3 separate regions of the Mus musculus genome follow, and regions 1 and 2 are each linked to region 3. The links are chromatin loops, found by intact Hi-C in ENCODE. Cell type or tissue: left cerebral cortex. All regions are shown on one strand. Each heading gives the region's core, and the rest is flanking DNA. Links, peaks and the distances in the headings are about the cores only. Region 1 overlaps Syne1 (spectrin repeat containing, nuclear envelope 1). Region 2 has its middle 5.4 kb from the start of Vip. Region 3 holds the start of Gm30617 (a long non-coding RNA gene).

Evidence for each region. Hi-C counts contacts between places; a loop is a spot of excess contacts. Peaks named below come from ENCODE experiments on the same cell type or tissue, not always from the same donor. Only the 100,000 strongest peaks of a DNase experiment are listed, where the experiment ranks them.
Region 1: it touches region 3 in a loop (3-fold over the local background); 6 of 42 quality-filtered maps call a loop at or near these places.
Region 2: a loop joins it to region 3, with 5 times the contacts of the local background. A loop is called at or near these places in 20 of 42 quality-filtered maps.

The regions. Positions count from the first base shown.
Region 1 is chr10:5,313,744-5,322,255 of GRCm38, reverse strand. It overlaps Syne1 (spectrin repeat containing, nuclear envelope 1), which reads left to right. Exons shown (of 146, transcript NM_001347711.1): 42 at 3,763-3,913; 43 at 4,282-4,440; 44 at 6,149-6,331. Among named protein-coding and RNA genes, the nearest start is that of Gm51757, 8.9 kb to the left of the region's middle. In left cerebral cortex, for the core only: a CTCF peak has its summit at 4,459 (motif pointing left); a DNase peak (open chromatin) is centred at 4,447.
Region 2 is chr10:5,629,573-5,638,084 of GRCm38, reverse strand. No RefSeq gene overlaps it. Among named protein-coding and RNA genes, the nearest start is that of Vip, 5.4 kb to the left of the region's middle. In left cerebral cortex, for the core only: CTCF peaks have their summits at 584 and 3,537 (motif pointing right); DNase peaks (open chromatin) are centred at 3,541, 4,304 and 5,444.
Region 3 is chr10:5,786,957-5,795,468 of GRCm38, reverse strand. It overlaps Gm30617 (a long non-coding RNA gene), which reads left to right and starts at 3,958. Exons shown (of 3, transcript XR_380053.1): 1 at 3,958-4,155; 2 at 4,392-4,522. In left cerebral cortex, for the core only: CTCF peaks have their summits at 4,622 (motif pointing right) and 8,343 (motif pointing right); DNase peaks (open chromatin) are centred at 4,611 and 8,335.

The sequences.
Region 1 (8,512 bases), core at 113-8,112, 470 kb after region 3:
TTTACTTCTTTTGTTATATTACTGGTAATTGAGTTCATTATATTTTAATTTCTTTTTTTTTCCTGTACAGTGCATCCTGTATTCCACAGTTTATATTCAAACCAGGCCTGTGTCCAGAAAACTTAGGACACTTCATTCTTTTTTTTTATTTTTTATTTTAATTTATTTTTTATTAGATGTTTTCTTTATATACATTTAAAATGCTATCCCGAAAGTTCCCTATACCCTCCCTCTGCCCTGCTCCCCTCCCCACCCACTCCCACTTCTTGGCCCTGGCATTCCCCTGTACTGGGCATATAAAGTTTGCAATACCAAGGGGCCTCTCTTCCCAGTGATGGCCAACTAGGCTATCTTCTGCTACATATGCAGCTAGAGATACGAGCTCTGGGGGTACTGGTTAGTTCATATTGTTGTTCCACCTATAGGATTGCAGACCCCTTTAGCTCCTTGGATGCTTTCTTTAGCTTCTCCATTGGGGGCCCTGTGTTCCATCTTATAGATGACTGTGAGCATCCGATTCTGTATTTGCCAGGCACTGGCATAGCCTCACAAGAGACAGCTATAGCAGGGTCCCTTCAGCAAAATTTTTCTGGCATATGCAATAGTGTCTGGGTTTGGTGGCTGATTATGGGATGGATCCTCGAGTGGGGTAGTCTCTGGATAGTCCATCCTTTCATCTTAGCTCCAAACTTTGTCTCTGTAACTCCTTTTATGGATATTTTGTTCCCTATTCTAAGGAGGAATGAAGTATCCACCCATTGGTCTTCCCTCTTCTTGACTTTCTTGTGTTTTGCAAATTGTATTGTGGGTGTTCTATGTTTCTGGGCTAATATCCACTTATCAGTGAGTGCATATGTAATGACTTCTTTTGTGATTGTGTTACCTCACTAAAGATGATATCTTCCAGATACATCCATTTGTCCAAGAATTTCATAAATCCATTGTTTTTAATAGCTGACTAGTACTCCATTGTGTAAATGTACCACATTTTCTGTATCCATTCTTCTGTTGAGGGAAATCTGGGTTCTTTCCAGCTTCTGGTTATTATAAATAAGGCTGCTATAAACATAGTGGAGCATGTGTTCTTATTACCAGTTGGGACTTCTTCTGGGTATATGCCCAGGAGTAGTATTATGTCCAATTTTCTGAGGAACCTCCAGACTGACTTCCAGAGTGGTTGTACAAGCTTGCAATCCCACCAGCAATGGAGGAGTGTTCCTCTTTCTCCACATCCTCGCCAGCATCTGCTGTCACCTGAATTTTTGATCTTAGCCATTCTGACTGGTGTGAGGTGGAATCTCAGGGTTGTTTTGATTTGCATTTCCCTGATGATTAAGGATCTTGAACACTTTTTTCAGGTGCTTCTCAGCCATTCAGTATTCCTCAGGTGAGAATTCTTTGTTTAGCTCTGAACCCCATTATTTTCATGGGGTTATTTGAATTTCTGGAGTCCAGCCTCTTGAGCTCTTTGTATATATTGTATATTAGTCCCCTATCAGATAAAGGATTCGTAAAGATCCTTTCCCAATCTGTTTGTGGCCTTTTTGTCCCTATGGAATTCTCTGGCAAATGCATTTGGTGGACTCAGCTATTGAGTTTCATAGTGTCACTTCTAACAATAGAAATCCCCCTCATGTCTCATCCCTCATCGCTCTGTCTCTGTCTCTATCTGTCTCTGTCTGTCTCTGTCTGTCTGTCTTTCTCTCCCTCTCTTTCTCTCTTTCTCTGTCTCTCTCTCTCAAATGCCAGGAACTGTCCTTGCAACCCTTGGTCCACTTTACATCTGTCCTTTCATCTCTTTCCCTACATCATGTGTGAATAGTTCAGTTTTTAAATATGCAGCTGCAAATTCCATTGGCTATACCACAGACAATATAGTCACTTGTTGATGGTCACATGATGCATTTCCAGTGTAAATCATCACATCTTGAATATCTATGGGTGTCTCATTCTTGGTTGTTTTAACCTAAGTGAAGCTGCTTGGTGAGCATATGCTTAAGAAACTGACAAGGAATTTCAACAAAGTATCCACACCAGGCAGGAGATCTCCAGGACATATGCGTAGTTTTCTATTCTTACTACTGTGATTGATTGATTGATTGATTGATTTGTCACCTCTTACAGACACATAGAGGTTGTTCGGGTTTTTAACTTGTATTTGCCTGGTGGTTAATGAATATATATATGTATACATACATACATATATATTCTTTAATGAAATACTTACTGAAATTGGTTAGTTTTTTGTTTCGTTTAGTTTGCTTTGAGACAGAGTTTCTCTATGTAGTCCTGGCTGTCCTGGAACTCCATCCACAGACCAGGCTGGCCTCAAACTCACAGATATCCCCCTGTCTCTGCCTCCAGAGGGTTGACACTAAGGGGTGTACTACTACCTCTCAGAAATTGGCTAGTTTTTTAAATTGTTGTTGTTGAGGGTTTTCTTATAACTGTGCAATCCCAAACAGAATCTCTACTTAATTTTATATGGAATTGATGATTCTAAATTTTATATGTTAAAAAAAATAGCCTAAAGTAGTCAGTAATTTTGTGAAAAGGTAGATCTGGGAAGATAGCTCAGTGGGAAGAGTGTTGTGTATCCAAGTATGAAGACCTGAATCAAAAGTACCAGGCCAGCACCCACAGAAAACAGAGGGTGCGTGTAGGTCTGCAGTCAGCACCCACAGAAAACAGAGGGTGTGTGGGGGTCTGCAGTCAGCACCCACAGAAAACAGAGGGTGCGTGTAGGTCTGCAGTCAGCACCCACAGAAAACAGAGGGTGCGTGTAGGTCTGCAGTCAGCACCCACAGAAAACAGAGGGTGTGTGGGGGTCTGCAGTCAGCACCCACAGAAAACAGAGGGTGTGTGGGGGTCTGCAGTCAGCTCCCACAGAAAACAGAAGGTCTGTCTGTCTGTAATCTCAGCACTGGGAGGGGAAGCAGGGAGATTACCGAAGCTTGCTTGACAGCCAGATTCATTGAAATGGCAATCTCTGGGTTCAGTGACAAAGTCTGATCTGAAAAACAGTGCAGAGATGGATTGGGAGAGTATGTGGTGCTGGCATCTGGCCTTCACAGGCCTGCACATATATATGTGCGCATACACATACAAACAGGAACACATAGCTATCTTCTTCTTTTTTAATTTTTAAAATGGAACTGTAAGACTTCCCTTACCCGGATCACCAACTGTTTAAGCTCAAGAATAATTAAATAGAGCAGGAGAGCCAATAAGACAAAAAGATAAGTCACTTACTCACAGTCACTGCACTTTTGACAATGTTGCAAAGCACCTCAGTGGAGAGGTTCTCTTCCATGAAGGATGCTGGGATATCTGGACACTCATTTGCACACATTTAAAGAAGGGACCCTCAGACCTCATCACATCACACACAAAGGCCTTTGAAACAAAATTGGGAATGGCTTGTATCATGACTTTTTAACAGGTTTTTAACTTAACCACGTCACCAAATATTGTTTGGTTTTATCTGTTATTGGTTTCTTTCACCCCACCTTATGACAGAGAGAGAGGAGCATGAAAAAACATTTTAAAATTTGAAATATTTAGGTGACTCATGTAAGACTGAGTTGGAGAGCAGACTGGATTTAAATTAAGCAGTATTAACTAACAGGAGTATGGCGTCCATGGTTGGTATCCACACCTGTTTCTGAACACATTTGTGCTATGATATATTAGGTCTAATCCAAGGAAACTCACTCCTATCCAGGTGCTTGAGAAGTGAGATATTTTCTTTAATCATTACAGCCAGGGCCAGTGCTGTGGACTCATTGACTTAGTAAGAGAATATCAGAGCTTGAAGTCAACAGTGTGTAACGTTCTGGAAGATGCAAGCAATGTCGTTGTGATGAGAGCTACCATAAAGGACCAGGGGGACCTTAAGTGGGCGTTTTCCAAGGTAAAATTTATGTAATGGTCTAGTGTGTTTGCTCACATGTTTGCTCTTCTGCACAGTAGTTCCTGCTTCTACATTTAGATGCAGATAATTCCTGTTAACAGTTCAACTTTTTTTAAATATGAATATCCTAAAATTGTTTTAATTCAAGAAAATGATACATACATATACATATGCCTTTGTATGTGTATATGTAAAGGTGTGTTATATGCACATATACATCATATGCATATGCATACATATATATGTGTGTATGCATATACAATTATTCATTTCTGCCTAAAGCCAAACAAATTACGTCTTAGAGGCAAATGTTTTTAAATCCTTATCACTAACTGTTTCACTAATTAAGGAAACATTTTTGTCCGCAGCATGAAACTTCCAGGAATGAAATGAATTCTAAACAGAAAGAGTTGGATAGTTTTACCAGCAAAGGTAAACACTTGTTATCTGAGCTGAAAAAAATCCACAGCGGCGATTTCAGCCTGGTCAAGACAGACATGGAGAGCACCCTGGACAAGTGGCTGGATGTAAGAGCGCCCCCTGGTGTCCGTGAGTGGCTTGCACACAGGTTCCTCAGTCAAACCCGTAGAGGATTAACCAAAGAACAGAACTCCACTTGGACTTTTTAGAATCAACTCCAAAGTGAGGAAAAGTCATGTTCACATAGCAGTTGGAGGTAGTAAGAAGCTACATGAGTTAGTCTGACAAAACCTACAGATTTCTGGAGTTCCATTTAATAACTGTAAGCATGACAAATTCAACGTAGAATGTTTCCCTTCTCAAAATGCTGGAGTTATGGATAAAAATTGGATAATTTATTCATAACTGATAGAAAACTAAATCACAATAAATAGCGATTTGCAGTATCGAGGCTGTAGCTTTGCAACAAAGAGCATCGGTCTCGTAGTTTGAAGGCATGGCTTTTGGTTTTGACACCAGCATTCATCAGCCTCATGGCCAGTTGCTATTTTTTTTAATATCAAAGATAATGTGGAAATCTAATTAATGCCCGTCCATATATTACAGCATTATAAATAAAACTACATATAGTTGTAATGACATTTTTGAGAATTCTGGAATTTTGTCTTAAAAACAAACAGAAACATTATAAGAATGTGCTTTGGTTTTAACACCAGGTATGAGATATGGGGCAGCTTCTGACTGTCTTCGGCAGCTGACTGTGATTTGCCTCATGCTCTAGCAGAGGCGTGGTTTTGCCAGCTGCAGATAGTTTCTAGGATTGTGTGACATTTGGAATTCTGGGAACTTTTCAGAGGGTGTAAAAATGCTAGGGCCCTGAGAGTCAGGGTTGGTTACACTTTGATGGTAGTCGTGGTTGAAGAAGAAATACAAAGGAAAGAAATTAGATTCAGGGATCTCTTCACTTTTGTCTCTCACCTCAATCTTCCTTTTTCTTTCCTATCTAGTGTAAGGGAGGTTGAGAGGGTGGAAAAAGAGGAGAGAAGGGTGCAAGAAAGAGCTACAAAGTAGCAAAGATCAGCTACATAGAGTGGGGCTTTGAAAATCAGTACAGGGCTGGGGGGATGGCCCAAGAGTCTTGGCTGCTCTTGAGGAAGGCCCAGATTTGATCCCTAGCAACCACACAGCAGCTCACAGCTGTCTGTAACCTTAGACCCAGGGGATCTGATCCCATGTTCTGACCTCTGCAGGCACTATACATGTGTGATCATACACATACAGGCAGGCAAAACACCCAGACACATAAAATAAGTTTAAAAAAAAAAAAAGAAAGAAAATAGATATAATGTCACCCTGCAGAGCCCTAGAGCCCTAGTTCCCATAGACTCTTTTTTTTTGGGGGGGGGGGGTTCAAGACAGGGTTTCTCTGTGTAGCCCTGGCTGTCCTGGAACTCACTTTGTAGACCAGGCTGGCCTCGAACTCAGAAATCTGCCTGCCTCTGCCTCGCAAGTGCTGGGATTAAAGGTGTGCGCCACTACCGCCCAGCTCCCATAGACTTATGTAGTGCATGTGACGTGTCTGTGCATTCTGAAGTACCCTTGCAAATGAAAAGTGAATGTCTCAGAATGCAAACAACCCTGTCGTCAATGGATACAGTCTATGTGATAGCATTCAAGGCAAACGAATTAATGTACAATAATTATTTTAAAATGTCGTCTGTCAAAATATAATTCATCTTATCAAGAAAGCATTTGTAGGGGACTGGGGGTCCGGAAACCTCAGATTGATGACCTGGCTCCTATTTTCTTTCCCAGGTTTCAGAAAGAATTGAGGAAAACATGGACATGCTGAGAGTGAGCCTGTCCATCTGGGATGATGTCCTTTCAAGGAAAGATGAGATCGAAGGATGGTCCAACAGCTCTCTCCCAAAGCTGGCAGAAAACATCAGCAACCTAAACAACAGTCTCAGAGCTGAAGAGCTCCTGAAAGAACTGGAGGTAACTGACTACGTGTCCATGTAGTGGCTGGGACATATCATTTCACAGAATGAGGAAAAATGGGTATTTCTAGGTCCATTCCGCTTTTTAAAAATTTATTAATTTTAATTTTTTAAAATGTATTTATTGACTCACTTTACATCCGGATAACAGCCCTCCCCCCAGTCTCCCCTCACATGGCTTACCCCCTGCCCATATCCCCTTCTCCCATGGGAAGGCGGAGTCCTTCTGGGTTATCACCCTATCCTGACATACTAAGTCACTGCAGGACTAGGTGAATTCTCTCACTGAGGCAGTTCAGTTAGAGGAACAGGATCTACTATCATGCAGTAGATTCAGGGCCAGCTTCCATTCCCTTTATGTTGGGGAACCCACATAAAGACCAAGCTGTTCATCTGCTACATATGTGTGTGTGTGTGGGGGGGGGGTGGTCCAGACCATAATTTCTCTTTTGTTAGTGGTTCAGTCTCTGGGAACCCTCAAGGGTCCAGGTTAGGTGATTCTGTTGGTTTTCTTGTGGCGTCCCTATTCCCTTCCCATTCTACTTTCCAAAGACACAAATAAGACAAAAGTCACCTTACTTCCGCTGTTGATCTAAAACACCAATAAGGCTCTAGTTCATTCATTTTAAAAATGGTTTCTTACTTGGGACTGGTATTAGTGACCTTTCTGTTGCTGTGATTAAATATGCAGACAGAAATCATCTTGGAGGGAAAGGGCTTATTTAGGCTCATGGTTCCAAGAATACGGTCCATCATAGCAGAGGCAGCATAGTGGCAGGAGGTGGGAGGTGAGCCAACCACACTTCTTGTTTACACAGCAACTAGACAGAGAAACCTGAAAGCATGACTAGAGTATAAACCAACCCCACTAAGGTATTTCCTCTGACAAGGCATCCTCATAAAGCTCCCATGTCCTTTCCAAACAGTGCCACCAAATGGTCACCAAGTCTTCCAATGTGTAAACTTGGGAGGACATTTTTCATTCAACATGTACCAAGGAACTTCAAACATTAGAAAAAAAAAAGTCCATAAACTGTCCAGTTATTCTGATAATATGGTACCTTCCTTTGTGAAACCCAAATAGAAAATGATTGTAACTTTTTGTGCATAGTGTTCTTCATTCAGAAAAAAAAAACACACACACACATCTTTTACTGAGAACTTACATTGTGCCATGGTTATGTTTGGCACCATGTTATCCTCTATTTATGGAAATAGGGGAAAGCCACAATTGCCTGACCTTTTAAAATTGACCTGGCTTATTTATTTTAAACAATTTTCAACCCCATGTATTGCATTGGTTTTGAAATTTATTCATGGCTAGTGTTTTGGTGATCTGATACACACTGAGTCAGCTGGGAAGAGAGACCCTCAAATGAGGAATTGCTTCCACCAGATTGGCATCTGCAGCATCTCTTGATTGATGATTTAGGTAGAAGGAGCTACACCTGCACTGGTGGCTCTGTATGAGCAGGCTGTGGGGAGCAAGCCAGTGAGCATCCTTCATCCATGCTTCTTGCCTCTTCTGCTTGCGTTCCTGCCTTGACTTCCCTCAGTGATGGACTCTGACATAGGAGCATAAGCTAAATAAGTCCTTTCCTCTCCATGTTGCTTTTGGTCATGGTGTTTATGACAGGTAAAGTATTTGCTGAGGCCCTGATCTTAAATCCTCAGACCTCTCATAAAGGCCTGTGAATATGTTGGTCTGCCTATAATCTTATCTCCAAGAATCAGTGGCTGGCTGGGGAACCTGAGAGCATGCTGGCTAGTCAGACTGGCCAGATCAATAAACTCTAGGTGTAAGTGCGAGACCCTGCCTCTCTATATAAGATGGAGAACAACTGAGCAAAATACTCATTGTTGACCTCTGGCCTTTATACACAGGTACATAGATCTGCACATATGCCCTTGCACATACACATGTGAATACATAGTTGCTATTGCTGATGGTAAAATTAATTTTACAGCTCATATAGTGATCTGTACTGGAATCATGTGGCAGGCTCATAAAAAGTAATTGTTAGGAATTGCATATGTCAACATTAAACACAATCATTTTTTAAAAGAAATTGTGAGTTGGCTTGCCGCTAAAAAGCATTGGCTGCTCTTCCAGAGAACCTGGGTTCAATTTCCATTATCCACATGGTGGCCTACAATTTTCTGTAACAGTTCCAGGGGA
Region 2 (8,512 bases), core at 106-8,105, 160 kb after region 3:
GCACTGAGGGCCGGCCAATGCAGTGAGAATTATCTTGCTAGAGCTTAATCATATTTTCTAATCCATTTACAAGAAAAATTAAATGAATTAAATTTCAAAATGTCTGGAATTTTGTTGTCCAGCTGACAGGTCTGACTTAAGCCAGAGTTCCTGTGGCTTAATTCCAGGAAATCTTTTTTTTTTTTTTTAAGCTAGTTGTTACAAACTAGAGGTTAAAATAGTTTTCATATGGATCTTCTTTTTTTATCCTGAGATCATTGTCACCAAAACCCTCGGTGAAACAACTTCATTGAAAAGAAGCACCAGGAAATAAATAGGTTAGGGATCACGAAGAACTCCATCCTGGAGGAGAAGAAGCCGCAAAATCACATCAAGGCTTCTTATCAGTGGTCCAAGGAAGCACGAGGCAATAAGAACAGTTTCTCCCATCATCACGATAAAACAAAATAATAAAGAGAATTTAATTTTATTTTTACCTATCGAGGAAAATAGACTAAATCAAAGAATCAGTTCTTGCTACAGATTTAAACAGGACATAAACTCATAGAATCACAGCACCATCTGCAGTTCAAAGTCGTAACTCTCAGATTTAAAACAAACAAACAAACAAAAAGACCATGTTTCTGTATTTTGTTTGTTTGTTTAAAGAAATAGGGAGAAATCCAGAGATCCATTGACCAGCTAACATAGATTCTTTTTTCTTATGTTTATCATAAGGAAAATGACTATATGAAATTTGTCATGAGTAATCTAGTAAACAAAAAGCCATATTTACTGTTTAGCTCTGCCTCTTCCTTACCTTTCAATACTTCGTCTTTCCACAGTCTCTTCAACTGCTTTCCCTATGCAAGCAAGCCTGCTCAGCACAGCATAGAAAACCTTCACCCAACTCTATAGCAAAGGCAATCTATTCCTGCTCCAAATAAATAAGCGATGTCTGCAGTAGCTCTTCCATCCCTCCCATGTTTACTAAAGGCGATGAGAGTGGAATCCAGTTTCCTGAGGGTCTGTCTTTCCATAAAGGGCCAGCCCTATTTTGAAATTGTCACCAACACTCTTGGTGCTAACTCGTCAGGTAATCACGTAGCTTGTAAAGATATCAGCATCTCCATTCCCACTTATTGTCAAAAGAACCAAAAGCAATGCCGGTGAACTGTAGCTCTGTAAACTAAACGGAGGTCATGTGGAAGTGACTCTGAAGATAAGGCAGAAATCCACGTTCACCTTTATTTTCTTCCTGCAAAGGGCTAAATGAACACATGGTCACTAGGGGGAATGAATGCCTCCCTGTGGCGTATGCCTGTGTCTGTGATACCTATGTCTGTATAATTCACCTGCACGCAACCTCAGCTGGAAGACCTTATATCATTGCCACCCTAGGAGGCAGGAGCAGTGAAGCCTACATGTAGGACCAAGGAGACACACCCAGTTGCCTTTTATATGTAAGTTAAGAGGGACATTTATATCTTTAGAAGATCAAAATCATAAATGTATTTGGGACACATAAAAATTATATAAAATTTAAGCATCCATTTTCCTATTTTGTTGATTGGAACATGGAAATGCTTTGTCATATACATCCATGCTGTGGCTTCTTTTGAACTACAACAAACAGTTTGAAACCTTCAAATCCTGGTGATCCCTCTGATCTTTCATTGAACAAAACTTCTTGGGGCTGGAGAATTAACTCAGCAGTTAAAAAGTTTAGCTCCCAGCACCCACATGGCAAGAATATACTTGAAATTCCTTTTACTTTTTTACTGCATTATTAAGGTGTTTTGACAAACATGTGAGCTAATGTTTTGACATGTGTATGCACTGTTTAAACTTCAAGTCAGGGCAAACCTATAACCTTAAATATTTATTATTCATTTATGGTGAAGATATTCAAGGAGATTTCTTTCTGATGTTGTCTGCCTGGCATTTACCACAGCATGGACACAACTGTAGGTTATTATGTTAAATGACACAGGCAAGGCACCGAAAGACAAGAGGGACATAACCTCACATGAGAGATCTAGAGTTGATGGCATGGAAGTTGATTAGGGCAATTACCAGAGACTGAGGGCTCAGGGGGAGGGAGAGAAGGTTGACCACTGGGTGTTAAGATACAAGTTAGAAAGTTTGGACTTAGAGACATGTCCCAGAAAGGACGGTGGGTTCCCAGCCCATTCATGTCTGCTACTCAGCATCTTGTCCATGTAATCTACGTTTCCATCACAAGCCCCCACAGCACTGGCCCAACCAACTAGAGATTAAAATCCACAGCATCATGAGCCAAAAATAAACCTTCCCTCTGTGTAATTTGATTACCTATGTTTGAAGTTTGAGTAACTAACTAAAGAAATTTGAGTAGCTAATCTTTTTTGCTTATAATTCTTTTAACTTTGACAATTCAAATTTCTTTTCAGAATTCTTCTATTCTTGTTATGCTAGTGATTTGGTGAAAGTAGTGTTACAGTAACAGTTAATTTTCTCTTGAAATTGTGCTGTTAGAAGTAATTTCATGTTCTAACATTTCCTAATGAATGCGGTGGCTCATTTTTATTGTCAACTTGATCCACTAAGAAAGTAGTTGGGGCTTTTCTGAGGCACCGCTTTTAGTATATTTGTGAGCATATTTTGAGGGAGGTTTTACTGAGGAGAGAAAACCCACCCTGCATGTGGGCAACACCATCCCATGACAAAGGTGTGTAAGGTGAGCACCAGCATTTATCTTCTGCTTACTGACTGCAGATGAAATGTGCTCAACCGTCTCGTGATTAGGTTACTATGCTTTCACTCTCATGACGGATGGTGAATCAGAGTAAACCTTAAGTTGATTATTGTTAGGTATTTGGACACAGAGATGAGAAAAGTAGCTAACTTAATTAATCATAAGCAACTGGAAACATGGTGATTTCAGGGGCATGATGGCAAACAACCTCTCCCCTGACTCTAAAACGTCATTACCCATCTTCCTCAGAGATGCCGGGACTCCTACAAAGATTATTCATTTCAGAACCCCCCTGCTTTAAAATTACATGAGAATTTCTGTGCTATGAATTCTGTGCGTCACAGATATGCTGTTAAAGTTGTTTAACAGAAACTTTTCTGAAAGTAGATTTGAGAGAAGAGGAAATGGTAGAGAAATTACAACTTCAGAGAGTTGTAAGATGAGAGAGTTTAAAGAGGGGATAATAATTCAAATAAATATTTCTTATAATTAAAAAGCAAACTTGATTACCTTCACAGTCACTGGTCCTATATTCCCTCCCACTCCAAGCCCACATTCTCAGTAGTCAGTCTTTAACCCAGGGTTCTTCTAGGTTTACTGATGGGTGAAATGAGAAACAGTGATGTCTAGTGGCTGGCTTGAAATTTATGCTATCTACTGATCAGGTGAATGGGCTCTGTACCATTGCACCCATTCTGCACAGCAGAAGAACTGGTGGCATGGCATCTCTATGCCTTGGAAATGGTGAGAATTGAGGGTCAGGGTGAGGACTAGATGGTAGACATCTACACCATCTACTAAGTTTGAGACCGAACAGTAGAGGGCAGCATGGCTTCATTTTGTATCTAGATTCCATAAGACACAGCAAGGCAAGTAGAAACACTCAGTAATACACAGGAAAGGGAGAGAAGGCAAACCAGTATATGGCAGAACTTTAAATCTGAAAATGATTGGATTTGCACATGAATAATAGGAATAATAGGATTACACTTTGTGTGGAAACAGAAGTTTGAACAAATACTTTAATGCTACATAAGCTGTGAATATTTATCCTGCTACTTGGCAGTAGCTAGGAGGAGCCCCCCCCCCCCACCCCCCAGGACTCTAAATCACATGTAGTATCAAACCTAGCTTAAAAGAGACAGAAACCTGGCCACAGAGCTGCATCCTGGGATAGGTTTCCCTTGTCCCTGTGTTCCCAGCCATGTGTTCTGGTCCATCTTGGCAATTCTAGCCAATCTCTAATATTGGCATCAATGTCATCCTTAGACAAATCTTCAAAGCCTTCTGCATAGATGCATGGACAAAGAAAGGCCATTTTAGCTCACAGGAAGCTGTCAGAATGATGAGCAATTGATTTTTGAAGCCTGTGGTTGAAACATAAATAAATGAGAATACCATTCCAGTCCTTGATGTTGCCTGAGTTCCTTTAGAAGAGGAGGCTGGATTCAGTGCTGGTACATATCCAGAGGAAAGGTCAGTGTGCTGTCAGAAGCCCCACACGAGATCATGACTGGGGAACGTGCCAGGCATGAGTCAACTCTAGGCACAGAGACCCAAGGCAAGCATAGCAGCATATTCCCCAGCTCCTGTCGCTTCTCCCTCAGGAAAGATACTCTGAACTTCTAGGAAGCACACCCTGTAGTTATTTGATCAATCCATCTTGTCTTAATCCCCATTCTAATATCCCGTATCTGAATCATTTTATGGCAGCTTTTAGTCTAGGAGACCAATGTCCTCATCCTAACTCAAAAACCCACAGCTTTCAATTAGCGGGGAAAAAAAAAAAACTTAAGATGCTACTGTTTTGAGAAATTATAGCAACTCCGCATCCAAAAAGGGTAGGCATCATTGCACGAGGATTAAATTGGCCGTGGAGTCTGCTAGTGAACAACCCACTGAACAGAGAGCATGCTCTAACAACAGAAATGGTAGGTGCTGTGGGGGAGAGGATATGGCCACATTGCTGCTTGACCACTGGGGTAGTTTTTGTTTTGTTTTGTTTGTTTGTTTGTTTGTTTTGGTTTTGTTGTTGTTGTTGTTGTTTTCCTGCAGCTACCAGAAGATGCTGCCCATTAAATAGAATACTTGAACTCTCGAACTGGCACATGGGAGAGGAATCTTCATTGGAAAATTGTGGTCCCCCTTCCTGCAAAACTGGGCTGCTCTTGAAGATCCCGATAAGGATAAGGAGTTTTCTTGACCCTGGGGGCACTGTAAGTGTTCCATGTAGCTAAGTCACACTTGTTACTGGTGCTCTCCCTTTCTTCTCATGTTTAGAAAGTGGATGAATCTAGTAGCCACATCCTGAAAAAGGAGTGAAATAAGGGGACTCTGACACCTGAGGGATGATGGTCTGCTTCTTTACTGGGTATGCAGCAGAGTGTGCCAGCTATGTAGCCTCAAATTAATAGGAGTCTGGAAAGGAAGGCATAGAGCACAGTTTTAGCCCGAATTGCAAATTGCAAGATAGTTCCAACACTAGAGACTATGTTTAACCTGTGGTTTCCTTTCACGGTTTTCTAGACTTCTAGAAAATTGCTCAGAAATCACTACATATGCTAATGGCAGAATTCATGGTTGCAGTAAAACACTACCTAGATCCTTCTACTGCTTTATAGCTACAGTACCTATGTTTGGAGTATTGGCGGCTTGTCTTGGCATTGTTTAACTCATCTAGGAAATAAGAATCAACTTGTTCAAGGCCAAGCTTCCTTACCCAAGCAGGTGGGGCGATAGGGGGTATGACTCATAACCAACTTCTCTCAGTTTGGGACATCTCTGGAAAGCCTACACAGTTCCAGAATTTCCTATGGCATCAACTGAGGCTTTTATACAAAGTGGTCCTGTTTCTCCTTTACCCAATCTGGTTTTCTTCTCAACCTGAAGGGTTTGTGTATTCATTCCTGTCCAGGTAGCTTTAACTGTCAACTTGACGTAACTTAGAGTGATCTGAGAAGAGAGCTTTGATTGAGAAATTGAGTTGCTCTTAGACCATGCGTACACATCTTTGGGGGGGGGGGGGGGATGAATCGTGATTGTTATGGATTGTCTTGGTTGATGTAGGAGAGCTTGGTCCACAATCTCATCTCTCTCTGCTTCCTTACAGTGGACACAAGGTGACAAGGCACCGACCATTCTGAGAGCTACGCTTTCTCAGCCATGATGGATATTCTCAAACGGTGAGCCAAAACGTACCCATCCTCCCTTCAGTTGCATTTGCTGGGAATTTAGCCACAGATGTGAGAAAAGTCACGAGCATTCATCCTCACCACCATTGCTCAGAAGTGGAATGCCTTAAAGAGACACAAAGGCTGTTACATTAGGAATTTCAATGGTGTCTCGCTTTCATTCTGCTTCTCCGGGAGCAAGGAGTCGAAAGGAGGAAACTGCATCTTGCAGGCAGGATGTTGGCTCAGCTCCTCTGTCGCTGTGAGGTGAGTGACTACAGATGTTGGTCCACAGTGAACATTGATGGGCCCACGTGAGGGACATCGCTGACTGCTGATTCGAGGCAGGCAGAGGCGACAAAGAAAGCTCCCATGATCCAAGTCAGATAACCAGGTTTCCACTTCACCATCTGGCAGGGAGGCAACTCCGTCTGTTTTTGTACAAAGGCAAATTATAATGGACAAAAATATTAAGATCTGCAAAGGGTTATTATAATAGTAAGGTAGGCACTCTTGCAGTCTTAAAAATAAGGAGGATGGTCCATGCTGATACAGATGACTGAAAACATGAAGGTAAATTTCATTTAGGAATTATAGCAATTTTGGTGGACTGCAATTTAAAAAATGAAAACTATAAACTATTTAGTCTTCAGGTTCATTTAGAAAAATATGATATATATATATAATATATGATATATATTATATATAACATATATAATATATATATAAAATATATGTCAAAATACTTTATTTATCCCATGTTTGACTCAGAAATTTTATTTCCAAAAATTTAGACTAATTTATGAGCCTAATTAATTGCAAATCTAGATAATTGTGAAGCAAATTTAATTTCCTATATAAAGTAACAACTTTGTAGCAGAATATGGAAAACGTCTAAGCCACGGAGTTAGCTCAAATTAAAAAGGTCACTTGGCACTTGATCCAGGGAGTAGGTGGCTTAACTTAAGATTGTCACCTCTCTACTTCTTCAAGTCCAGCCCTCCAGTCTCACCCACAGCTTTGTAGCAGACTATCTACTGGGGCCTTTCCTTCCTTTTTGCTCCAGTCTCCAGTGAATCACACAGATTTCCCCCTCCTCACATACCCCACCCCTCCTCCATTGCTCTAGCATTGAAACAGAACATCTCCTACATGGCAAAGGGCATGATCATTCAGATAAAGTGGCAGTTTACAGAATGGAAAAAGATTTTTACCAAATCCATATCTGATTGAGGGCTAATATACAAAATATATAAAGAGCACAAAAATGTGGACATCAAGAAAACAAATGAGCCAATTAAAATTATGTACATATAAACAGAGAATTCTCCAAAGAGGAAACTCAAATGACAGAAAAATCTCAGACGTGTTTAACATTGTTAGCCACCAGGGAAATGCAAATCAAACTGACTTCAAGATTTCTTCTTACAACTGTCAGAATGGCTAAAATCAATAAAACAAATGACAGCTCACGCTGGTAGGGATGTTGAGTAAGGAAACACTCATCCCTCGCTGGTGGCAATGAAAACTTACACAAGCACTATGGAAATGGTGTGGCGGTTTCTCAGAAAGATGTCAATTGATATACCTCAAGATCCAGCTATACCATTCTTTGTCATATGCCCAAAGGCTGCTTCATTTTACCACAGATAAACTTCTTCAACAGTGTTCACTGATGCTCCATTATTAGTAGCCCCAAATTGGAAACAATGTAGATGTTGCTCAGACAGAAGAAGGGATAGATAAAGAAAATATAGTACATTTACATAATGGAGTATTCCTTAGCTGTTAAAAGAAATGAAGTCACAAAAATTGAAGATAAATGGATAGAACTAGGGAAAAATATCATCCCGAGTTGGGTAACCCAGACCCAGAAAGACAAAGATGACATGCATTCACTAATTAGAGACATTAGCTGTTAATGTATAGAAACACAGAGGTTAGGTATAGAGTAAGCAAGTAGGGAGGACAGATACATCTCTTTAAGAAATGGAGATCAAATAGATAATTATGGATGACTGGAAGGGTAGGTAGAATGGGGGCATCAAATGTGGTGAGTACGGGAGAGGGGAGCCGAGAGAGGAAATATGGGGAGAGACAGCTAAAAGTAAGGTCCATGTGAGTAGTCTGGAAACCTGATACAGTACAAACTTCCTAAAACTATGTGTAGATGAAGGCAATATAAATGAAGTGGCCAAATAATGGGAGAAACAAAGTCTCATCTTTCCATCCCTTGTCACCAAAAGGAACTTTTAGTATCAAGATTGGGTTACATATATCTAATTGAACTGTGGTCAAAGGATCCCCTGGGAACCCCCAACAACCCAGGCTATAGTCAAGACTGTATGTTGCTCTTCACAAACTGACAGCAAAGACTCATTGCTAAAGACAATGCCCACTCAAGCCATTGAACCTGGATGGAGGAGTCAACCTGGTGCCTTCACCCCTATCATCTAGTGTCTCTGGTACAGGAAGGCACTCTGCCAGTTACCAAAAGAGAAACATAAACACCAGCCCTTTGATTTACAAGGCTATGCTGCCCCCTAGTTATGCTAAGGTAAGGTGGCACAAAGCTTGTTGGAAGTAACCAACCAATAAATGATTTGACGTAAGACCCACTCCACGA
Region 3 (8,512 bases), core at 368-8,367:
TTCTTGATGGGCCACAACTGTAAACCACAACCTGAGACAAACCCTTTTTTCCCCCAAATTGTTTCTGGTTGTAGTGTTTTATCACAAATTGCAAAGTAACCTACCTTTTAAGGATGCATGAAAATATTTCCCAAATTGGTGCCCTTTTCTCAAGAAATGTATGTCAACACTCAGTACAGCCTGCGGTTTTTGCCACTGTGCTGCCAGGGCAGTACTGGTACTTTCTTACAGCTTTCATTTATATCCTGATGATGGACGGCTGATGAGCATCTTTCCATGGTACTTGGTGCATTTCTCAGGGTTCTCTAGAGTCACAGAATCAATGGAATGTCTCTCTATATTAATGGAATTTATTGTAATGGCTTACAGTCTGAAGTCCAGCTAACACAACAATGGGCAGCTGTGAATGGGAAGTCCAAACATCTAGTTGTCACTCAATCCCAGGATTGGTCTTCTGTAGAAGTAGGTTCCAACAGATGTGCTGGCAAGTAAATGCAAACAATCAAGGAAGTGAGTAGTCCTTCTCTCCCAAAGTCCTTATGTGGCCTTCAGCAGAAGGTGAGGCCCAGATCAAAGGTGTGAACCACTGAGCTTGGATCTGGAATTTGCTTTGTCCCAGGCTGGCCTTGGACTCAGACAGCTGCTTGCCTCAGTCTCTGGGGATTAAAGGCGTATACTACCTTGCCTGGGCCTAAACTTTTCACAGCCACTGTGCCTCAAGATCTCCATGTCAAGATCTGGGTCAGATGCCTGTCTTCCCACCTCAAGATCTGAATTACAAGTGTGCCCTCCATTTCTGGATTGTACTTCATTCCAGATGTAGTCAAGTTCACAAGCAGGAATAGCCATCACAATCCAGTGATTTGCTACCTTGACATAAATCATGTCTCATGTCCAAATGAAACAATAGCCAGGACATTAAAATACACCTAGCATGATATAACTCCCTTGTAAAATTGCAAATGCACTGTAAACTTAGAATAGGTCAATGTCTCAAGTTCAAGTGGATCAAGGACATCCACATAAAACCAGATACACTGAATCTAATAGAAAAGAAAGTGGGAAAGAACCTTGGACACATCGGCATAGGGGAAATTTTCCTGAATAGAACACATGGTTTATGCTCTAAAATCAACAATGGACAAATGGGACCTCATAAAACTGAAAAGCTTCTGTAAGACAAAGGACGCTGTCATCAGGACAAAATGGCAACCAACAGACTGGGAAAAGATCGTTACCAATACTACATCCAATAGAGGGCTAGTATTTAACATATACAAAGAAGAAGTTAGAACCAAATAACCCTATTTAAAAATGGGCTACAGAGCTAAACAAAGAATTTTCAACTGAGGAAACTCAAAAGGCTGAGAAGCACCTATAGAAATGTTCAACATCCTTAGTCATCATGGAAATGCAAATCAAAATGACCCTGAGATTTCACCTCACACCAGTCAGAGTGGCTAAGATAAAAAAAACTCAGGTGACAGCAGATGCTGTCAAGGATGTGGAGAAAGAGGAACACTCCTCCATTGCTGGTGGGATTGCAAGCTGGTACAACCACTGTGGAAATCAGTCTGGTAGTTCCTCAGAAAATTGGACCTGAGGACCCAGCTATACCACTCCTGGGCATATACCTCAAATATGCTCCAACATATAACAAAGACACATGCTCCACTATGTTCATAGCAGCCTTATTTATAATAGCCAAAAGCTGGAAACAACCCAGATATCCCTCAACAGTTGAATGGATACAGAAAATGTGGTATATTTACATAATGGAGTACTACTCAGCTATAAAAACAATGAATTCATGAAATTTGCAGGCAAATGGATGGAACTAGAAAATATTATCCTGAGTGAGGTAACCCAGTCACAGAAGAACACACACAGGATGCACTCACTGATAAGTGGATATTAGGCAAAAAGCTTGGAATACTCAAGATACAAGATACAGATAATATGAAGCTCAAGAAGAAGGAAGACCAAAGTGTGGATGCTTCAGTCCTACTTAGAAGGGGAAAGAAAATAATCATGGGAGGTAGACGGTGAGAGAGACTTGGGAGGAAGAGAGTATGGAGAGGGGAAAAGAAGGAAGAAGGATCAAGAATGGGAGGAGATGGAGAAGTACAGAGGGTCATGAACTTTAACAGAGGTGTGTAGCAATGGGTGATGGGAAACTGGGAGTAGGCACTAGAAAGTCCCAGAAGACAGGAAAGCAAGATGTTCCCAGGACCCAATGGGGATGATATTAGCTAAAATACCCTACAAAGGGGAGGGAGAACCTGTAGAGACCATATCCAGAATTTAGGCATGGCCCCTGATTGAGGATAGGGCCACTCACCCATCTCAAAAATTTTAACTCAGAATTGCTCCTGTCTGAAGGAAATGCAAGGGCAAAAAGTGGAGCAGAGACTGAGAGAAAGGCCATCCAGGGACTCCCTCACCTGGGAATGCATCCCATCTGCAGACACCAAACCCAGACACTATTGCTGATGCCAAGAAGTGCTTGCTAACAGAAACCTGATACTGTTTCTTAAGCTGTCTTCTTAGAGGCTCTACTAGAGCCTGACCAATACAGATGTGGATACTTGCAGCCAACCATCGGACTGAGCATGGGGACCCCAATGGAGGAGTTAGGGGAAGGACTGAAAGAGCTGAAGGAGTTTGCAACCCCATAGGAAGAACAACAATATCAACCAACCAGAGCCCCTAGATTTCCCAGGGACTAAATCACCAGTCAAAGAGGGACACATGGAGGGACTCATGGCTCCAGCCGCATATGTAGCAGAGGAGGCCTCATCTAGCATCAGTGGGAGGAGAGGCCCTTGGTCCTGTGAAGGCTCCGTGTTATTGATCAGATGCTTTATTCACCTGTCTCTTGTCTTTCAATTTGTTAGCATCTTAGAAGAAACATTTTCATTTTTTCCCTATTGTTCCAAATGACCTCCCCCCCCCCCTTTAAAACTTTATCTGCATTTATTTTATGCTGAATTTATCCCCGGGCCATGGGTTTTTGTTTCTTCAGTTTCTTCTAGGATATCTTTTTCTTCTGTGCAGCCTCCTCTTCTGGCTTTGGAACGATCTGTTCCTTCTCAGTGAGAGATGATGTCAATGTGGCAGGGGGAGCTCATGTGTGGGTTAATCCGGCCATGAGCTCTGTAGGTTCGTCGGCGATCTTAGGTACCTTGTTCACCTGGATATGTTCAATAACTAGAGAATCTACGTCTAAACCCTTAAGTTCAGCGTTACTCTCGGCATTTTTAAGCATGTGCAGCAAAAATTCAGCACTCTTTTTTTGGCCACCGACCCTGTGTCCAGCCCCACTGTTTGGCCTGGGCGCACCTACAGACTCCACCATTATACTGCCGGAATGGCACACATTGCTTCTTTAAAGTGACATCCTTCGGATACTTGGTGGCTTTCCGGATATGCATACCCTTGATGGCCTGGGCAGTTTCCCCGGTGTTCTTAAAGTGATTTGCATGATTTTGTGGGGTTTTCTGGGTCAAGAGAGTAGCGAACCATCGTGGCAGGTGACCTCTGGCCCATGATTTCCCTTCTATAGATCACGTTTTTCATGTTATAGCTAAGTAGTAAGTAATAATCTACTTACACAGCAATTTTCTTCCACCTTCATTTTTAGAAACTTTACATTAAAAAAAAATCATTACATTTATTTATTTGGGTGGGTACAAGCCTGCTATAGGGCATAGATGTGCAGGTCAAAAGTCAACTTGTGGAAGTTGGTTCTCTTCTGGTATCCCGTGGGGCCAAGGGATGAACTCTGGTCGTTAGGCTTGGCAGCAAGCACCTTTACCAGCTGAGCCATCTTACCAGCCCAGCTGTACACGGTATAATTTTATGTTTAGAGTCAATGATTAGTCTGCAATTCTGAGAAGAGTGGGAGAATTGTACTTCTTGTAAGACCCGGTTGACCCTGCTCTCTGGATTAAAATCTAGACCACAGGATTCCCTAATTGGTGCGTGTTCGAGTAAGAACACACATTATATTCAGAAGAGGCTGGCAGTGGCCAAGTGAGATCCCAGCTGGACATTCAGCTTGGCGGCGACTCCCTTCCATGGCCCCTCTGATCAAGCCGGAGAGCAGCCCGCGTTACCCACGACCCGTGTTTCATCATCCTGCTGGAGTGTGAGGTGAATGACTATTTTGTGTCCCTTGGATAACACTTTGACGGCAGATGCAGATTAACTGAGACCTTACTCTTCGTGAAGACCCTTCAGATTTGACAGTCCTGTGTATCAGTCAACTCTCCTCTCAGATGTCGGGAATGATGGATTAGCGATCCTGCTAAACCCCAGTGTGCCCATACGCATGGGTGTTTTCAACCTCGCTGTTGCCCACTTCATAGAATCAAATGCTGTCTTCACAGGTTAGCCCTGAGATCAACTTACAACGCACCAACGCTGTTGGGTACCAGAAGACGAACATTTCCAGGACTCTGCCTAGGAATCTTGCCATGCCTTTTAAACACAACTCGAAGGCCCTCTGAAGACTTAATAGGTGAGAGATGGATCGTTTCTCTACTGCCCTGACTGTATGGCATTTTCCCCTTTTCTTCAAATTATACTTCAACAGTTTGAACACCTTACCACGAGATGGCGCGCGTTCAACGCCGTCCTTTTCAGTGTTCATTCCTGTGAATCTAATATAAAAAGGGATGGAAGAATAGTATTGCTTTTCTATCCAATTTATGTTGCCAGGTTAGAAAATCAAGTACATATATATTGCTATATTAAAATAGTTATATTTTAAACAGTTTAACTTTTAGTCTCAGACGTGAAGGGTAAATCTCACTTCTTCAGTTCAATATTCTTCGTACAAAGCAAAAACAAAATCAGATGGCCACTTTTCATCTTGTGATTGAGACAATCATATATTAGATTTACTGGGTAATTAAACACTATGGCATTCACCTGAGATTCAAAGAAGTCTTTTCTGGCACCATAACTAATGTGTCAAGCTAGAGGACTGTAATGTTCAGAGCTCAAGTTATTGTTTTTTTTTTTTTTCTTTTATTAGAAGAAATCATTTTATTCTAGATATGGCGGTGAGAGTACATTTACTAGAAAAATGAGGAAAAGGAATCTAAAAAGATCTTAAATCAACACTGAGGTTAGATATCCACTATGTTTTGCTGATGTAATGCTGAGCTGCTACCTTGTAAAAAGTAAATTTATCCACAACAGAGAGATGGAGTCAGAAGCAAGGTACACTGAGAGATTTTATTTTACCTTTGTTTGTTTCTTTCTTTGTTTCTTTCTTTGTTTGTTTGTTTCTTTCTTCCCTCCCTCCCTCCCTCCCTTCTTTCTTTCTTTCTTTCTTTCTTTCTTTCTTTCTTTCTTTCTTTCTTTCTTTCTTTCTTTCTTTCTGTTTTTTGAGACAGGGTTTCTCTGTATAGCCCTGGCTGTCCTGGAACTCACGTTGTAGACCAGGCTGGCCTCGAACTCAGAAATCCACCTGCCTCTGCCCACCACGCCTGGCTTACCTTTATTTATTTGTACATGTACGATGTACATGTATGTGTGGAGACCAGAAGAGGGTATACCATTCCCTGGTCACAGGCAGCTGTAAGCCATCTGACATGGTGTTGGATCTGAACTCTGGTCCTATTATGCATGAGTACTGGACACTCTCAGCTATTTCTCCCACCTACCATGAGATTTTGTTTTTCCAAAGCCCCTGTGACACAGTGGTGGCACCTGATTCCTCCTCATCAGATGCTGGTGGCTTCAACTTCTTTCTCACTATTTTACCTTGGACAAAATCATTTTTTAACATGGATAAGCTGTTTTCAAAGCATATAGAAAAGAGAAGACTGCCTACCTATACTATTGATACAATGGTTAAACTAGAAAACACAAGAGAAATACTAAACAATTGTGACATAAATAACTAAACGTAACTAGCATTTCAGTTTCTTATGGCCAAAATGTTAATTATTATAATGACAGTCAAAATGAAGGAATCCCTTCCAATAACTATGTGATTTTTTCTTTTTTTGGGTTTTTGAGACAGAGTTTCTCTGTGTAGCCCTGGCTGTCCTGGAACTCACTCTGTAGACCAGGTTGGCCTCAAACTCAGAAATCTGCCTGCCTCTGCCTCCCAAGTGCTGGGATTAAAGGTATGCACCACCACGCCTGGCACGACTTTGTGATTTTTATAGCCAAAATAATCTTGTGTTAAATTTTTTCTCATCTGTATTACTGTGCTACTGATAATGAAAAAGCTTTTTGTCTTCAGTAGGACAACTAGGGAAGATAGACTTACTGCCAGATAAAATAAGCTGTTCCAGTATGGAACCAATGAACCTTTAAATAACTTCAAAGTGTTACCTTAGTTTTTAAAAGTTATTCCTTTGTTCTTAGTTAGAACATCTATTGAGCTCCTTCTGTATACAATGTGAGCTTGCTGGGTAAAGTCAAATGCAGAGCCTACGTCCGAGCCTACGTCTGAGTTCCATCAGAGAACCCAGCTTTTAAACTTCATACAGATAATAATAGATGGCTTAAGTGTTTGCTTCCACACTGGCTCATACTTTCTAAGCAAAAGTATTTCAGTTGTATCCATGACTGACTTCCTTGTTCTAAAGGGTGGATTAAAACTCCTTTAAGGTAGTACAGGAGATTGTAAGATGACAAAGGAGGAGAGCATTGTTGGGTCAGGCTACTGCTGAACTGATATGCTAGACCCAAGATGGAGGCAAGCAGATCCTCCCACCCCCCAAATAAACCAGCGCTTACACGAACCTACAGATGCTCGGGACACAGATGCACAAGCAATATTTACGCCACCCCTATATTCTGTTGGGACCCAGTTGGGAAGAGACAAGGAGAGTGCCTAAGAGAGTGGTTAAAAGGTGATGGTTTCTTATCACTCCAAGGAATAGCCCTCTGGCCTATGTGAAATGGGGATATTGAATGTCTGTGATTGAAGTACAGAGGGAAGAGGGGTGTGCAGCCCTTCCCACCCTTCCTAGCTGCTGGAGCTCAGAAACTTACCCGTGTAGGGGCTGTCTGAGAAACCCCAAGCTATTGCCGGTTTGCAGCAGCGGGCTTACATTTGACACCCATTGGTGTTAGACCAACTTGGTGAGCAAAGAGTTGTCTTATCCCACTGGGGAGCTGACAGAAGGAGCACGGAGTGTCAATTACGCCAGTGGGGCATCGTCCTAGGGACTCATAAGCCTTAAGAACTCAAGCTGGATAAGAACACCACATTCATTTCTTTCTAACAATCCATTCCTGAGAGGGAGTGTGTTGTAGTCGCGATCACGTCTCTTTAACACTAACAAAATCCGTTTCACTTAGAATTATTTCTAGTAAAATTTCAACCTCTGCTGTTTATTGCTCCAAATGTTACTCGTCTCCTTTACCTTCAGTGCTTTGCCTGTGTGGCTAGAACGTTGTGGGAAAATCTGTGTTATGTGAGGTACTTGGAAACTCACTTTATATTCTTTTTTTTTTCATGATTCATTAATTTAACGTTCTTCAGCATGGAGTTCAGCTAAGGGAGATTTATGGTTTACAATGGTAATTTTTATTGTTAAGAGTCAAAATTATGTCACATTCACATTTTCATTGATCCCTACCAAAAACTGAAATAGCATTACACACATATGTTTGAAAAGTGTGTATACTTATATTGAATTAACATAAGTACTATAATAGTATGTTAACAAAATATTGAGACAAATCTCATGTTCCTTATGTATCCTAATGGTTTTCTGCACTGATGAGCAAAGTTTATGATATGTGGAATTGTTGCATTTGAGACTGATAGTCTACAGGCACCTGGTTTTGAGTTATCAGTGTAGAATTGTCTAGGATGTTTTGAACTCTGAGCGTGTCTATGAGAGTTTTTGTAATTTGGGTTAATTAAGGTGTGAACTGTATCAACTATAGATACTTTCCTAGGTTTGCTTCATTTGCTCTCATAAAATAAGTGGACAAAGGCCAAATATGAGAAAAGGATTATTTCACTCCCAATAAGACATTATGGGCCAGCATCAGGAGGGACTCAATGTGACAGAACTTTGAGGAAACTTGCCACATAAATTCCCACAGTCAAGGGCAAGTGGCTATGAGTAGGCTATCGCTTGCCAGGCTCAGTTCAGTATAATCAGTCCAAGCATGATCATGAAATGAACCTGCTTAAATTCAGGATGGGTATTCGCCCCATAGTCCTAAGTGTTGCTTTTAGAGTTCCCTGTCCTTTTCATGACTGTTCAAACTTTGGAAGAGCCGAGAACGTGGGGTGACTTCTTTCCCTTCCTCTGTCGTCAATGGTCTCTTAGTCCTGCCTCTCTCTGTGGTTCCACCAGAGGGCAGAACCAACCCACCTAAGGCCCAGCTTGCAACTGTCTTCTTCAGTGTTTGATATGAAACTTCTTTGTGCTTCTTTCAAATGGCTGGGATATCATTGCTTTGAAGATTTGCTGTTGAGAGGACCCAGAGACAAGCTCTGGAGTTAGAGTACAGCTTTGCTAGTCAT